Regions from separate parts of the Mus musculus genome. Here region 2 is linked to region 1. A link is a contact called in ENCODE Hi-C or POLR2A ChIA-PET data. All regions are on one chromosome and are shown on one strand. The core of a region is the stretch at or near the end of the contact, and the rest is flanking DNA. Distances in the headings are between cores, read along the strand shown.

Evidence for each region. Hi-C counts contacts between places; a loop is a spot of excess contacts on that map. ChIA-PET counts read pairs that join two places held with the same protein, here RNA polymerase II (POLR2A).
Region 2: a loop to region 1 is called in a map of v-Abl transformed pro-B cells, with 4 times the contacts of the local background. The contact joins the promoter of Stim2 here to the promoter of Smim20 in region 1. A Hi-C loop is called at or near these places in 1 of 37 maps with a recorded cell type or tissue (v-Abl transformed pro-B cells). POLR2A ChIA-PET finds 5 or more read pairs at or near these places in 1 of 5 experiments (Patski).

The regions. Positions count from the first base shown.
Region 1 is chr5:53,265,542-53,268,655 of GRCm38, forward strand. Smim20 (small integral membrane protein 20) reads left to right here and starts at 1,565. Exons shown (of 3, transcript NM_001145433.1): 1 at 1,565-1,817. The coding sequence starts at 1,703. It overlaps Gm40303 (a long non-coding RNA gene), which reads right to left and starts at 1,586. Exons shown (of 2, transcript XR_868423.2): 1 at 247-1,586.
Region 2 is chr5:53,997,035-54,000,148 of GRCm38, forward strand. It overlaps Stim2 (stromal interaction molecule 2), which reads left to right and starts at 1,489. Exons shown (of 12, transcript NM_001081103.2): 1 at 1,489-2,000. The coding sequence starts at 1,850.

The sequences.
Region 1 (3,114 bases), core at 315-2,814:
CACAATGCAAGAACCTTGGTCAGCTTGGGGACGGGCTTAACTGTCAGGGACTGTGAGAAGCAGGGTGAGGACTGGAGGGGATCCACTTGTCTATCAAGAGTGGGGGAGGAGCTACTCCCCAAAGACATTTGAAGATGGATCGTCTACTGCTAAGATAACAAGCGTACACTATTGGGGAATCTTCCTTCCTGTGTTTAATTCATGTATCACACGTTCCCTCTTTGCTGTGCAGCCTTGTCTCCTTACCTAACAAGTTCCTGAGGGGGCCTGAGGAGCAGCCATCTTACTGCACAGTCATTTGTCTTCCTCCCTGTACTTCGGTTGCCCGTGGGACTGCATCAGTCATCGGCAACAGGCGGCATCCGGGATTAGTTATCGTTTCATGTATTTGTTCCGTGGTAGGATCCTGGAGTGCAGAGGTCATGTCTCATTCATCTCGTGTCCCCCTTAGCACTTTGCCTGCTGTTCGGGGGGCCTAGCCAGATAGTCCATAAATCTGCTGACAGATTGAACGACTGATTTATATGCTGCTAGAGTCAGAGGTAGATGGAATCTTGATTCGACTACAAAACTACAGAGGAAAAGACCTGTGTTCACCACATCATTTCTGAGAGATTGCAGATCTTCTCTGGACTAAATAATGTTGCTGGGGTCAAGATAAATACCTTCTGTGCAGCCCAGACTCGCTACTGGTGTCATTTCTATTTCTAAGGGATTGAGCGAAGGCCCAAGGAATGTTGGTCTTAGCTGCCCAGCCCCCTGAGGAGATCATATCTTCTGACTCAGGCTCTGTAAAGGAGAACAGGTGCAGAGGTGGGGGAAAGCAATCCCCACAAGCATGGCGGGATGAGGGAACAGGTGTCAGTCTTCAGAGGCTGTGCCCCAGGCAAAGAGCCAGAGCCCTAGGGACCTGCCACTGACTCTGTGCTGTTCCTAGATTTTAATAGTTTTTGTTTGCAGCCCTCGATTAGTTTTGGGAATCCCTGTCTACTTTCTGAAACCCCTGTATAATTCCCCCCATAACCCAGCACACACAATATGGAGAGCAAAGAGGACAAGGGATCAAAGTTAGATCACTTACTGTGCTCAAACACCCTCCAGGAAAGGCTGTCTTGGGTCAGAAGACTCAGTGACTAATTTTGCAAATACCTTGCAAACCATTCGAACCAGGTGATTTGCTCCTTTGTGGCTCATGCCCACACACAGCTTTCAAAGAGGGAGGCCCAGTCTTTCAGAGGCTTCTAGCCTCACCAGTCACCAAATGTCACATTAATGAGGGGGAAGGGTAAGAAAGAGTTGTTGGGAACAGAAGAGTAAGACAGAAGGTGGTAATTGGAGCAGAGAAGGAAGGACCCAGACCCGGGGCCAGTAAGAGGTCAAAAAGAGGGCACGAGAAAGGAGTGTAGCCAAATACAAGTCAGCACAAGCCACCAGTGTCTCGGCCTCCACGATGGCAGCCGGAGGGCGAGGAGGCGGGTCTTGGTTTGAGGCCCCGCCTTATGCCGCGCCCTTCCTCGGATGACCCCGCCCCACTAAGAGGCGCCCAGGCCCCGCCTCCGAGCTCAGAGGCTCCTCCCTGCACTCCGATCCCGGAAGCGAGCTCTGCTCCGCCTCTTCCGAGCTGGGTCGCGACCTTGAGGCCGGGAATCGAGTTTCCAAACGTGCGGGGGCCTTCGCCGGCTCTGCTGCCCCCTTTCTCTCCATGGCAGCGGCCCGGAACCTGCGCACCGCGCTCATATTCGGAGGCTTCATCTCCATGGTCGGCGCCGCCTTCTATCCCATCTACTTCCGGCCCCTTATGCGGCTGGAGGAATACCGTGAGTGACCTCTGACCCCGCGCAGTGGCTGCTCCCAGCGCTACCCCGAAGCCCTTAAGCCCCTACCCTATCTGTTCAAGGAGTGCTGAGGAAGGATGTGGACTTGGGAGTGAGGCTACCCGGGTTCCAGGCTCGCCCAGTGCAGCCCGGTGACCACGGACAAGGGGCCCCACCTCTGACCTTCAATGTTGAGGCTCTACATATCTTTTGCAGGATCAGCAACAAAACTGTGAGCATCTTAGGGGTCACAGAGGTGATGTGTATGAAAGCAGCCTACACACAGCAGGTCAACACTAACACTAGTTCACACACAGTATATACTGATATACTGAAGATTTAATGTTTTGGGTTAAGCATATACCGAGTCGTTGAATTTGCACGGGCTTCCCTTGGGGTAGATGCTACCCATTTTACAGATGGAGGTCACACAGCTAGTAAGTGGTGAGGGAAATGTTCCAACCCAGGCGTCTGTCCGCAGAGCCCCGCTCCATCCACCCAGGCTGAGATGGTGCTATAGTGGAGAGCTTTGATCATTCTGAGTTGAAAGGTGTTTTTATGGTGCATCATTGCCAATCCCTAAGATGTCTTGGAGCGGAAATATTTCAAAGCTAAACTGTTAACCTGGGTTCTGAGTTTTTCCTCAAATCGTTTTTTTTTTTTTTAGATTCTGCTGGTTTCCTTCATTTTTAAGCTGGCTGCTCACATGACAATGGCGAGTGTCCGGGGAGTCATTTTCCTCCTTAATCATTCAGGTCCTATCATTCTAAAAGCCACACTCCTTCCTGGAGACCTATACCTCAGCAAGGATTAGCACTTTGATACATCTGAAACCATCTGTCAGCGAGGAGAGATGAGGCATTAGAGGATCATTTTGTTCTCCAGGAAACCTGAATCATCTTGAAGATGGAAGAGGGCCAGCCCAGCCCCCGGGGAATATTAGCTGAGGCTGAAGCTTGGCGATTTCAAGCCTCATGTAAATGTTCTGACCATCTCCAGCGCCATAACACTTGGTTTCTGGAGGCAAAGCATTTTAAAGTACACACATGAATCCCCTGACAGCTTCTTTTCATCAGCTCAGACTAAGATGGTCTCTGTGCTTCCTGCCTTCAAGCCTTCCTGCATGCGCCACGTGTGGAAGGAATGTGGGCTTGTGTAAGGTCCTGCAGAATTTGTCTCCATCCTGGATGGATCCCTGCCACAGGCTATTTTATTACAGCTTCTAGAGTTGGAGTTGAGACTTGGTCTGTTGGAGGTTCCCTTTAGAAAAATCCCAGTTCTGAAGAAGACAGGGGTGTGG
Region 2 (3,114 bases), core at 239-2,738, 730 kb after region 1:
CCGGTGCCTAGCAGTTCTGTCTACTCAGCAAACACAAGGCTTCACTGCCTTTCAGCAAGCAAAATAGAAACTTACTGTTGCCCGGTAAGGAACGGCCCCACCCTCCAACATAATGCCCCTAAGAAGTATGTCAAGAAATAATTGTGGTTGATTAGCCTTGTTATTATTCCTGATTCTTTTCTGCAGTGTGCATCTTCCTCTTCCACTACCCGACATTCTTTTGGTCAAGCTTCCTAAGGAATTGTTATGTATTTGACTTCTTGACTTCTGGAACAAACTGATCTAAACTGCAAGCCAACAACAAAATCCAACAGTAGTCAGACCTATGTTCTTAACAATCCTAGCTTCGAGTTCTTAAATATGTGTGTGTGTTCAACACCTCCTTTTACATTTCAAAGGTTTTCTGAAGAAATGCTTTGATATGGGTCTCTGAGGTATGTAGCTTGCCTCTGAGTGCCATTTACCTGGGTCACATCCTGAGGACTCCTACCACAATTGAAACAAAATAAAAAAACAGCCAACAACAATAACAACAACATAGTCCCATTGCAATGGTAGCATCTACTTGAAGAAATAGATTCCGGTTCTTTTCCCCTTTTAGATCAATTGGATCTGGAGCAGAATTGCAAGAGCATCCACAAAACTGCTTCATTGCAGATAAGCAAAATGGTCAAGTCTATGTTGTAGTTGGGGCAACCTGTTCAGCTGGCAGTCTATAGAAGTGGTGGTTTGGCAGATGAGTGGCAGTGACTGCCTTCAGTGTCAGCATGGAAAATAGTAAGAAGCTAGAGCACATTATTCGAACATTTCCATTCAGTAGTTGATAAATCGGGCCATGTCCATTTATTAGCTATGGGCCGGTGGGTTGGTTAAGCTATTTTAACATTTCAGCGCTTGGGTTTCGTCACATGTAAAATGGCGATGAGATTGAGTTACACTATGCCACTGTAAATTGCTTAGAGAAATTCCTAGCACTCTGGCACAAGGTATGCGCTTTGCCAAATGTTTGTCAAGTAAATACAAAGCTAGGCTGGGTTTCCCTCCGCTTCTACAAAGCTGGCAACCGGTAACCCCCACCAACATCCAAGTTAGGGGAGGCCGCTGTTTCCCACTGCAAGGTTTTTTTTGACCCACGGGGTTAAAGCACTCAGAGGATCTGCGACGTCGATACGCTTTATCCAGGTCTCCAGGCTGCCCATCATCAGATCACGGCGTGGGCGAGACTCACTCCTTCCTCCCGCTCAGCTTCTCTGGCTCCTGAAGCACAGCCTGGGCGGCTGTCCCACGCCCCGCCTATCGGTCTGGGAACGCCCCTAGGGGCGGGGCCCACGACCACGCACGCGCAGTGCCGCGGCGTTGCGCCTGCGCCGTGGCGGGGCTGAGGGAGGCGGGGGATTGGTATGAGAGCGAGTGTGTGAGGGGAGGGAGGTGGCCCGGCCGAGCGTGGTACTACGGCGGGCGCGGGCCGGAGGGGGCGGGGGGATGCGCCGCGGCGGCGGCGCGGGCGCTGGGCTGGGGCTTGGCCGCGCCAGAGCAGCGGATCCCGGTGTCGCCGCGGCAGCTGCGCGGGTGTCGCGCTGGGTCGGAAGACGCCGTACCACTGCGCTCCCCCACTTTTTTTTTTTTTTTTTTTTTTAAATAACCGGAACCAATGAACGCGGCGGCGAGCCGAGCTTCGCGGGCCGCCGGTGAAGGGAGCGGGTCAGCACCCGGCGGGAGTCCGCTTCCGAGGCGGCCGGGCCCCGGGCAGCTGGCGGTGAGCGAGTGGCCGGCGGCTCCTGTGAGCGCTCCTCCCGCCGTGGCACCGGGCCGGGCCTCGGGCCGCCCTCTCCGGCGGCGCTGGGCAGCAATGCTGCTCTTCGGGTTGTTGGTGGCCGGCGTGGCGGACGGATGCGATCTGGTGCCCCGGCACCTCCGCGGGCGGCGCGCGTCGGGATCGGCCGGAGCGGCGGCGTCTCCTTCGGCTGCGGCTGCGGGCGAGCGCCAGGCGCTGCTGACAGGTGAGGCCCGTGCGGGCGACGGGCAGGCTTGGCGGGACTCCCGGCAGGACCCCATCCCCCGAGAGGGCGCCTAGCGGTTGCCTTGGCGCCGGTCGTCGCACTTCGGACGCCTTCCTAGTCCACCGACTGGCGCCTCTACTGTGCTTTCTTCGCCCTTAGTGGGCTCCTGCGAGCTTCCCAGCTGAGCAATGCAGTGGTTTCTCTTTCGTGCTGCCGAAGGGACCAGTGGGGTCTGTAGGGGACTGGGCTCATTTCCCCTCTTCCCAAAGCCGCCAAAGAAAGTAGGCGGCGGCAGCAGCAGCAGCAATGCGGTATGGAGTTGGCCCCTGTTGCCTTTGCAAAGGCGGCTGGCAGCTTCTTACCGATCGAGAGCCGGGCTGAGCGCCCTGTCCCAGGGGAAGCTGCTGAAGAGATTCTTTGAGAGCCACAGCACCTAGTGGCACTAGTGGTTCTGTGTTAGTATGAAGAAACGTCAAAGTCTGGTGTGTTTTTGTGGGGGTACGAGGACGCTTTAAGGGATGGAAAGTATATGCTGTTTGAGAGCATCACTGGGTGACAAAGGGTGCAGAAAGCGCAGCAGGTAACCAGAAACACACCTACAATTTACCAAGTGCAGGATATTTGTGACGTGGATTTGGGCAGCATAGTTCTGATGGAGTGCACCAGTACCTTTTTTAAACACAGAACGTTCTAGCACTTACTGAAAACTTGCAAATATGTTTGGTAAGGTTAAGTAGAAAATTGTATGCTTTTACAGCCTTCGTTGTCTTATATAACTGATCTGGTGTGGTTTAAGCAGTGATGTAAAGGTCCTGAAATGATTTCCTGGGGCACAGTGCTGGAGGTAGAGTAACTTATTTTTCTTGCTGCTGTGTTTATTTTTAAGGTAGATCTCTAGGTTTTCTGGAAGAACAGCAGGATTAAAGAGGAATAAGATGATTCACTGTTAATTTAACTGCAGTGGTAGCCCAACAGGCGTCTGGGAGTTACTAACAGCTGCTCAGCAAAGTGTTCAGGAGTCTTTAGATCATAGCAGCTTTCCTCTGAGTTCTGTGACAGGCTATTTCCTGTTGCAGACAGAAGAAGGATGTCGGTAAGCATTGTCAGGCACTTT